2 separate regions of the Homo sapiens genome follow, and region 2 is linked to region 1. Evidence: read pairs that join two places in POLR2A ChIA-PET (ENCODE). Cell type or tissue: Caco-2. All regions are shown on one strand. Links, peaks and the distances in the headings refer to the core of each region. The heading gives the core; the rest is flanking DNA. Region 1 overlaps LINC01508 (long intergenic non-protein coding RNA 1508). Region 2 overlaps LINC01501 (long intergenic non-protein coding RNA 1501).

Region 1 (5,387 bases), core at 110-5,109:
ACCTGGTTAATTGACAGTTCTCAGTCATTGCTTATTCTTGCTCACATAGAAACTAGTACAAATAAATTCCTTACACACAGACATATACTAACTAGATGCAACCAAAAACGCACATGCACAAATAACTCTATAACTTACTAAAATCAATAATGAATTAAAAATGTCTATCATACTCATCTTTTTTATTATAATTATCTATTTCCTTTTTCTTTTCTTTTCTTTTCTTTTTTTTTTTAAGATAGAGTCTTACTCTGTCACCCAAGCTGGAGTGCAGTGGTACGATAGCCCACTGCAACCTCTGCCTCCCAGGTTCAAGTGATTCTCCTGCCTCAGACTCCTGAGTAGCTGGGATTACAGGCACCCGCTACCATGACCAGCTAATTTTTTTTTTTTTTTTGTATTTTAGTACAGACAGGGTTTCACCATGTTGGCCAGGCTGGTCTCGAATTCCTGACCTCAAAGTCCTGAGATTACAGGTGTGAGCCACCATGTCAGGTATCTCTTTACGTTTTTAAATCAATAGTTCTCTTTTGTCATTATGAGATCATGCCTCATCAATTTAATTAATATAAGTTAATATGCCATTAACTATTATTATTTTGATGTTTCCTCAAATTGTCCAAATTTGGCTGTCTACTTTCAGCTCTTCCAGTAATAGTCTTAAAGGGTGGAAGCTCCAGATTTTCTGGAAACATCTTAAATTTTTACATGAATTATGTAATTATGAATTATGAGATAAATACCCATCAGGAAGTCCTGATCTCTTCCAGGGGAGGAGAGGATTAGAGATCAATATCTGGGCTCATGAGAGCTGGTATTGGGTAGAGAGCTGTCCTTGCTGCAGCTGCTATATTTGGAAAATATATTTTGTGTTAATGACTTGGAAAAGACCATTTCTTTTACATTTTTATTTCACATTGATTTTCCAGTTTGATATATCTATTTGTTAGAGAATAAATGTAATAAATGGTTTCATCTGTAGAAAAGACTGAGTTCTCTACTAATTCATATGATGACATTGCTCTCTTCTCCGTATTTGTTTAAGTATAGAGGGAAAATGGAGAGGCAGAGAGTTGAGAACACACACACACTCACACATATATACATGCAATGCTCGTGTGACTCCACTGCCCCAAAAAGCAGGATCTAGGTCTTTCAAACACCTGTAAGGAAAGCCTCAGCAACTTGAATTTATATTTAAGATTCAGTGGATCAAGATTTTCACAAGTCAAATAGGTGCTGCCTGACTGCAGAGTGATAGTCACGTGAGTAGTTCCTATTATTTCTTCAATTGTGATTAGGAGCACTTCCTGGGATGTGTCTAATTTTACCACAGATCACCTCCTGTCGCACTGATTATATAAAACTTCCAGGATTTAGCTGGGACTTGGGGAAATGTATCTCATTGTGGATGAGAAAATGACTTCTGTATTTTATATACATATATCTCTTCTCTCTCCATTTCTGTCATATTGAATCTTTGAATCTGTATAACAAAATGCAACTTCCATACTTTATTTCCTTTAATTTTCTTGACTCTCCTCTGAGCCAGATATTACCCTCTCTGTTTTTTGTGTGAGAAAGCTGGGGCCCAGATTGGTTAAGGACTTGCTCAAGAACTTACAAAGAAGTATCAATTCTCTTTGAAGTTTCCTCATCCTAATCTTTTTAAGAAAAACCACAGAACCTACCAGAAAACTACTAGATGTTGACTGGTTCATACCTCTAGAGTTTGAACCCTAGCCAGTTGCTCCTTCTGAAAACTGAATCATTTCCAGATAATTCACAACACACCTGTAAAAGAAAGGGCACACACAAAAGGGTTTCTGGACACAGCCCAGAAAATGTGAATAAAGCAAATTTTTCAGCCATCTACTGAGGCTACTTGATTAGCTTGGCTTGGAGTGAAGTACTAAGAATCATATGTTGGAACTCAATATTGCTGCCTGATAGTCTAGCAAAAAAAGGTGTGTTGATCCCAAGAAGATGGAATTCCTAGATGAAGATGGTTAAAAGCATCTTATCTGCCCAGAACAAGTGTGCTTGTGGATGGGTTTTGAGTTGTTTCTGAAATTAGCAATTTTTCAAGGATTGCACTTTATTTTTAGTTCTTCTTCATTATATTTGCTAGTATTATTTCATTTTTCAACTCATGATTTTCTTTTCTCAATGGTAAATCTAAAGTAGCTGTCACTCCAAACATTGTTAGTTTTCTTCCATTAAAGGATATTAATAAAGAATTAGAGATAGTGTAGAAGTGAAAACAATGTAGATTCAGAGTTATACATGTATTCATTCATTTGACAAATATTTCTTGAGTCCCTGCTATGAGCCAGTTATTATTTTAGATGATGCACACAGCAATAAATAATGAGACAAAAGTCTTGTCTTTATGGAGTTGTCATTCTGATAGGGGAAGTGGACAAAAATGAGATAATAGGTAAAAGATGTAATAAGTGAAGTTGAGTAAAAGTAAAGCAGTGGGAGTCTAAGGGCATTGAGAGAGTGGCTGCAGTTGTGAAAGTTGGCCACAGAAGAGACTTGTTGTGAACATGATGCTCAGACAAAGGTCGGAATGGCGAAAGGGAGCCCTGCACATACACGGGGGAGAAGCTCAGGCAGAGGGAACAGCAAATGCACTCTCAAGGCAAGCGGCTGCCTGTTAGGTTTAAGGGTTAGCAAAGAAACTAGTGTTGCTGGAGCAAAGCAAGCACGTAGAAGAGAAAGTAAAAGAGCTAATGTGTGTGAGTGTGCAGTGAAGGGGGAAGGGGGAGCCATAAGGCTTCCATATTTACTTTGAATGGGGTAGGAAGGCCGTGGGAGGCTTAAGCAGAGAAGAGAGTGTTGAGTCAGGAACTGTGAAGGATCTGAACTTTGACCCTACTCACCTGCCACGATGTTTTACATGTATGCTGACCAAAGACGTGCACCGTTAATTACTCACAGCAAAGTCAGCAGCTGCAGAAACATCTTGCCGTTTCCTATGCCCCAAGCTCTGCAAGGAGTGTAGTGAGGACCTCACATAACTTGTATGGGTGGTGGGATCTAACGGGGCATCATGGCAGAGGAACCACACAGTTAGGTGACTGTGAGCTTTTATAGCGCTGCTATGTTTGCTTTTTTGCCTTTCCTCCTCTCTGAAGAGAGATGACTTACTACCCTGGAATGTAAGCGGGTATCTCCGGGAGGAAAAGAAGAGAGCTTTATCTTTACTACCGTGGATGTCTCTGTGGTGGTAGGTTCTTAAAATTTCTGTACAGGGATACACCACCTCTAGCTTCCAAAGCTGTCTACTATTTAAACATGTCTTTGCTCAGAAGGCCCAATCTTTGCAGAAACAAAAGTGATCCGTGGAATTGTCTCCCAACAGTCAACTCTCTCAGCACAACATGACAAGTTTTTAATAGCAAGCTCAGTGCTGGATGGAGAACAAAGTGGCAGAGGTGAGACAGAGTGGAGAGGGGAGACCAGTTAGGAGGCTATTATAAGGACTCCGAGCAGGGATGATGGTTTCTTTCAATTTGTCTGTCTACTGTTCATGTGAGATTGGCCAAGTGTCTTAAGCGCTTTGACTCTCAATTTCCTTGTGTGTACCATGTGGACAAGAGTACTTTCTAGGGCTGTTGTCGTTTATAAAGTAATGGACATCAAGTAATCCTGCATCTAAAACTTAGTATTTCTGTCCCTATTCATTTAAAGTAGCACCACTCATATTTCACTTTGGAAAACAAGCTACATGAAAAATGTTTGAATTGAAAATTAATACTTATTCTGGTAACTCAAGCATTGCATTAAATAAACAATACTAGACTTACCCATAATTACTTGATAAATCTTTACCACAATTATGATTCTCTGTGAAATCATAATGAATCTATGAATTTTATAATATAAATTTCATAATTAATCTATGAATTCTATGAATGAATCTATGCATTCATATGAATCTATGAATGAAATTCTATAAATGAATCTATGAAATCTATGAATTTTGTAATTTATGAATTTTAAATTCATAGATCTCTACAAAGAGTAAATTAAGCAATTTTCTTTGCAAAAATAATTTCATTTGCATCTTTATCAGAGAAATGTTCAAAAAAGATAAACCAAAATATTTTGGTGTATCTTTTAAAAAGAAATGTCTGAACATTTCTTTTGAGGTAATTATTATATTTCCAAGTTTAAAATATGTGATGTTTTGAAGGTTTATTTAAGATGGAGGAGTAGAAAAGATTCATCTACCCTACGTCTGGAAAGCAACAAATAACAAACAGAAAGTATAAAAGCAGAGGAGACATAGTTCAAAAAGCAGGAAACAGGCACAACACGACCCCAAATATGAATAATGAAGAGTGCCTGCCAACTATGTGCAATTTGGACCAAATTTACGGTATTTCCTCCTACCAGATGCATTGCAATACACCAGAAATAATGGCGGGTACAGATCTGAACACCCCACAGTGCTTCCTTGGTGGTCAGTGGACCTGCTATTTGCTCATAAAGGGTGAACTACTAAGAGTTTGAAATGCTGAGGACAAAAGGTATGCCTAGATGTGCCTCGGACATCATGCACAGCACAGTGGACCAGGAAATGATCAGACATAACAGCATTTCATTGAGATGGCTGATACACCTTGTCATTCCCTTGACACTTATTTTTCACTCTGTTTTCTGAAAATGCAGGTCCAGAAAGAAAAATTTTTCCTGAGTACTAGACAGAAGAGTGCCACTAGGAGATAGGAGTTTACATGCTGATCCATTAACACAGACAAAAAGCAAGAACCTAATACCCAAGTAAAATTCCTGCAAGGAAAAATGATTAAGGAACACAGTGCCTCGTTCCAGAAGAGATGACTGCCAAGCATTTGGCCCTCTCTGCCTTGACAAATAGAAACAAAGCCCAGTGATTACTGAGACCATCTGGCATTGGCACTCTTGCACACCCATGCAGAGCTCTTGATGGGACCCGTCTACCTTTGAGTGGAGCCCCCACCAACCCAGTTTCCTAGAGACCCTTCAACTGGCCACCAAGGCCACCTTCCCCGTGAGCCCCACTTTACCACTTGAGTTACAGGTCTTGGTAACATCCTTCCCAACTCCCCATTTGCCAATTAGACCCTATGGCAAAATGCACGACCACTGGCCAGAGGACCCTGCTGCACTTTGAGACCCATAAGCTCCCAGCATTGGCTAAAAATTATACACCCTTTCAGAGAAAATTACTGTCCTGTTCTTGGGCTTTTGTAAATATTGAACACGTAATCCATGGTTGTAAAATAATCTTAAAATTCCAAATCCCTATTATATTGTGAGTCTAAAAAAAGTCTCAAAATACTAAGTGGGAACAACTCAGATATTTTCTATAGTAAAACAAAAATGATACCCAC
Region 2 (5,387 bases), core at 103-5,102, 71 kb before region 1:
AAATAAATCCACTTCCATCTGGGTCCCACACCATCTGCTTCTCTAGCTATGGTCCAGGATATCAGATAACCAATGGTTTAAAGTTGTTGCCAAATCCAGTGAATTTTAAAGGACATTTTAATCAGAAATAGGCTTCCAAGAAGCTGTCATATATTGTCAATATGATTAGAAGCTGGCAGGCAAGAGAATGTCTTGAAAATTGACAGAAAAACAACCTCAAGTAGAATAACACCAGTGCCACAAAATGGTTGTGACTTGGAGGCTGGCCAGGCGCAAGTGCCTATGTTATGATAAGAACTCTAGAACTGGTAGTCACCTCTCTTTATAAAATTGCCAATAAGTTTATAATAAAATATTGTCTTCAAGGATGTTACAATATTTTAATCAATTGGCCAAAAGAACAAATTATTGAGGAAACAGAATAGTCTGACAGAGAATTTTGCTGAGTTTTATTCTCATGTGTGCAGTTGACTTTCAGCCTTATAGTTGGAATGGGATTTTCTTTTTTCTTTTTTTCAACTTTTATTTTAGATTCAGGGGTACATGTGCAGGTTTCTTTTTTGTTTGTTTGTTTTATCAACTTTTATTTCAAGTTCTGGGGTACATGTGCAGGATGTAAAGGTTTGTTCATATGTAAATGTGTGCCATGGTAATTTGCTGCACAGATCAACCTATTGCCCATGTATTAAGCCCAGCATGCATTAGCTGTTTTTCCTAAAGCTCTCCCTCTCCCCAACCCCCTGACAGGCCCCACTGTGTGTTGTTCCCCTCCCTGTGTCCATGTGTTCTCATAGTTCAGCTCTCACTTATAAGTGAGAACATGTGCTGTTTGGTTTTCTGTTCCTGCATTAGTTTGCTGAGGATAATGGCTTCCAGCACCACCTACGTCCCTGCAAAGGACACAATCTTGTTCCTTTTTCTGGCTGCATAGCATTCCATGGTGTATATGTACCACATTTTCTTTATCCAGTCTACTGTTGATGGGCATTTGGATTGATTCCATGGCTTTGCTATTGTGAATAGTGCTGCAATGAACATACACATGCATGTATCTTTACAACAGAATGATTTATATTCCTTTGGGTATACACTCAATAATGGGATTGTTGTATCAAATGGTATTTCTGCTTCTAGATCTTTGAGTAATTGCCACACTGTCTTCCACGATTGTTGAACTAATTTACATTCCCACCAACGGTGTAGATGTGTTCCTTTTTTTCTGCAACCTTGCCAGCATCTGCTGTTTCTCGAATTTTTTAATAATTGCCGTTCTTACTGGCATGAGATGGTATCTCATTGTGGTTTTGATTTGCATTTCTCTAATGATCAGTGATGTTGAGCTTTTTTTCTTATGTTTGTTGGCTACATGAATGTCTTATTTTGAGAAGTGTCTGTTCATGTCCTTTGCCCACTTTTTAATGAGGTTGTTTGTTTTTTTCTTGTGAATTTAAATTCCTTGTAGGCTCTGGATATTAGGCCTTTGTCAGATGGATAGATTGCAAAAATGTTCTTCCATTCTGTAGGTTGTCTGTTCACTCTGATGGTCGTTTCTTTTGCTGTGCAGAAGCTCTTTGGTTTAGTTAGATCCCATTGGTCAATTTTTGCTTTTGTTGCAATTTCTTTTGGTGCTTTGTCACAAAATCTTTGCCTGTGCCTATGTCCTGAATGGTATTGTCTAGATTTTCTTTTAGAGTTCTTATAGTTTCGGGTTTTACATTTAAGTCTTTAATCCATCTTGAGTTAAGTTTTGTATAAGGTATAAGGAAGGGATCCAGTTTCAATTTTCTGCATATGGCTGCCAGTTCTCCCAGTACCATTTATTAAATAGGGAATCCTTTCCCCATTGCTTGTTTTTGTCAGGTTTGTTGAAGATCAGATGGTTGTAGGTGTGCACTCTTATTTCTGAGTTCTCTATTCTGTTCTTTTTGTCTATGTGTCTGTTTTTCTACCAGTACCATGCTGTTTTGGTTACTGTGACCTTATAGTGTAGATTGGAGTCAAGTAGTTATCTCTTAATGAGTATCCAACAACCAGGTACCTGCACACATTCTCGTCAACTGTCTTATCAACAATGGAAGGGACAGGCATCATTTATGACTTCCTCAATGTAGAAGAGATAAGAGTCTCTGAAATGAACAGTTCGCAGAAGGACAAATATTACCACAAAAGATGGAAGAGAGTTATTTTGGAGGCAATGACTTTGTGTTCATATGAGTTCTCAAAGTCACCAGCAGTGACATTTCTGAAATGTGGTTTAGGTTCCAGTTCACAGATAGACTTTGCTTCCAGAAAAGCCGGTCTGATGTTGAAGTCTCAGCTGTAGGTGTGCATGGTCTTCATTGTGCCAGGTGCACCATCTTGCAGAATAAAGGACACATATTATTTTATTATGGAAATCACACACACAAAAGCAGAATGTAATGAGCTGCCATGTACACATCACCCAGCTTCAACAGTTATCAACTCATGGCTAACTCAAAGCGTGATGGTTTTATTTAAAGAAAAATCTGGGTGCTCGCCTGTCTCAACTTTTCCTGTGTATTAGTTCACTCACATGCAGTGACCAATATTTTTAGATTTAGGTTTAAGGGGGAGAAACTGCTGATTCAGAAAGGCAGAAGTTCCTAAATTGAGAGTTAAACCGATCATTTTTACTAATAATAGGCTAATATGGACAAAATATAAAGCATGTAACAACTATATACATTTGTCCAGATGTATTCGGATTGGATACAAAAATTGAACATCATTTTTAGCAAGAAATAGTCTTCCTTGGGCAGGGCATGGTGGCTCATGCCTTTAATCCCAGCACTTTGAGAGGCTGAGGCGGATGGATCACATGAGGTCAGGAGTTTGAGACCAGCCTGGCCAATGTGGTGAAACCCTGTCTCTACTAAAAATACAAAAATTAGCTGGGCATGATGATGGGTGCCTGTAATCCCAGCTACTCAGGTGGCTGAGGCAGTAGAATCACTTGAACCTGGGAGGCAGAGGTTGCAGTGAGCTGGGATCGAACCATTGCACTCCAGCCTGGGTGACAAAGTAAAAAAAAAAAAAAAAAAATTCTTCTGTGTTATTTCTTCATTTTACACTCTCTCATTACCTCCCTTCACACCATGGCCATGACTTGCTGAATGAGCCTGTCAATTCATCAAGGTTCTTATATCAGATGTTTAGACATATCCAACAAACAAAACTGAGGGTCCTAGATGGGGTACTGCCTCCTGGGGACCATAGTGTTTCTTGAAAATGAATGTTTATCTCACCTTCCAAGCCAAATCCACTGTGCAGGCTGCATTTGTCCTGCAAGTTGCTGGTATGAGACCCTGCCTCACCTCAGTCTTCTCATTTATTACTCATCACAATTGTGCATGCATGCATTTTTGTTCCTATTTAACAGATATTCCAGTGGAAGCTCAGCCTCAAATCTGATGACACAAATCACTTTTATGTCCTTACATCCTTGTCACCTCAGCTATTTCCAAGACCGCAACCTAGAAATTGTGAGAAGCCTACCCATGACCACAGTGACAACGCAGTCTTCAGTGGTTCAGCCTCCTGCCCCCTCCCAGTGCCGGTGTTCCCAAATGCAAGGGGATTTCAGACATTCAGCTTTTCATTTACCTCCAAGGCACAGATGCCGAGATGTCCCCATGTCTGTCTTCAGAGTCTCATTTGCAAATTGGCAGCTTCATACCACTCTCGCTATCTGCATTGCTATATTTACACCTGAGCTGATGTGTACCCGGGGAAAGTGTGCTATGACCCAGTGCTTGGGTGGCTCATCTAAAGCCATCCAGAGTCTCTGACTCCTGGTGCATGGGGAGCCTTTCTGGGTCATCTTCTCAGCTCTGCGCAGCCACTAATGCTTGCCTTTTAAGACTGTAGATGAAAAGGGTCAAACTCTGAAAAATATTTGAAGAGAATTCTTCTGAGCCAAATATAAGGGACCAATAGCCTGTGACACAGCTCTAGGAGATAATGAGAACACGTACCCAAGGTAATTGAGCTACAGTTTTGTTTATACATTTTAGCGAGACATAAGACATCAGTCAATACAAGTGAGATGCACATTGATTCTGCTCAGAAAGGCAAGACAACTTGAAGCGGGGAGAAGGGTTTCCAGATCATAGGTAGATTCAAAAATTTTCTGGTTGGCAATTGGCTGAAAAAGTTCATCTAAAGACCTGGAATCAATAGAAAGGAATATCTGGGTTAAAATAAAGGTTGTAGAGACCAAGGTTTTACCATGTAGATAAAGCAAAATGAAACAAAAGTAAGAATTGAACTTGAGAGGCTTTGAATATGGAAGAGGCCCAAGCCCAGGAATACAGGAGGACCCTAGAAGTAGGAAAAGGCGTGAAAATCATTTCTGCCCTAGAATCTCCAAAAGCCCTGCTGACACCTTGACCGATAAGAAATATAATAAATTTATTTCATTTTAAGCCACTGAGTTTGTGATAATTTGTTACAGCACCAATAGGAAGATAAAACATCCTGCCCCATCACCCCTCTTCGATTAGTCCCCTTTTAACTCAATTGCTCTAGCAATAAAGATTTTAAAAAGCAACAATAAATTCAATGAGGTATTACGTACATTTATGTAATCACAATAGCTTTTTCATATATTTGAAAAATAATATATTTATATAAATGCATATGTATAAGAGTGTCATTAGAGTTAGGATAAACCATATGAAACTACTATCTATATAGGACAGGAATGGAATATTAGCAATCTGATATACTTCAATCTTATATATATGTGGTAGACAGCATTATTTCATGTATCAATAATGGCTGGTGCATACTTGGTTGTGAGGACAGCTGTTAGGTACTCTATAGCCCCACCATAGTTTTGGTCCATACTTTGGTCCAGACTTTGGGAATCATCTCTCTGAGGATAAAGATAGCTAGAAGATAAACATATCTATAAACCTATGTTTATAGTTCCTACTGCTTCTTCCTAGAGCATATAAGTGATCAACTGGACTGTGAGGGAAACAAAAAGCATGCTTTATGACAAGTGACACCACTCCTTAGCGTGTCAATAGATTTGCCTTAAGAAGAAATGTTTCCTCTCAAATTAGTGCAACTGAATCTTAATGTTCCTATGCTGATATGTGTTCATGTGTGTGCACATATGTGTGAAGTCAGTGAATTGGAATCCACCTGCAGAAAGCCCAGAGTAAGCCTAAGGAAATGAACCTTTGGGAAAGTCAAAGCTTTCTCTAACAAGACATCTATGTGTTTAAATAAACCAGGGCAATGAGACAATCCCAACCACTTTCATTTTCCCCTAACTCAACAGGAGAAAAAGAAAGCTAGTTAAGGGAGAAAAGAAGATGATGTGAGAGAGAAGGAAGAGAAAAAGGAGGAGGTGGAGG

The links. Peaks named below come from ENCODE experiments on the same cell type or tissue, not always from the same donor. Only the 100,000 strongest peaks of a DNase experiment are listed, where the experiment ranks them.
Region 2: POLR2A ChIA-PET joins it to region 1 with 6 read pairs; 2 of 35 experiments call an interaction of 5 or more read pairs at or near these places.

What each region holds. Positions count from the first base shown.
Region 1 is chr9:90,421,489-90,426,875 of GRCh38, reverse strand. The region is part of intron 1 of LINC01508 (long intergenic non-protein coding RNA 1508); the gene reads left to right. Among named protein-coding and RNA genes, the nearest start is that of LINC01508, 9.3 kb to the left of the region's middle. In Caco-2, for the core only: no CTCF peak of the experiment used is centred there; a DNase peak (open chromatin) is centred at 3,025; H3K4me3 peaks cover 613 bases.
Region 2 is chr9:90,492,431-90,497,817 of GRCh38, reverse strand. The region is part of intron 5 of LINC01501 (long intergenic non-protein coding RNA 1501); the gene reads left to right. Among named protein-coding and RNA genes, the nearest start is that of LINC01508, 62 kb to the right of the region's middle. In Caco-2, for the core only: no CTCF peak of the experiment used is centred there; no DNase peak of the experiment used is centred there.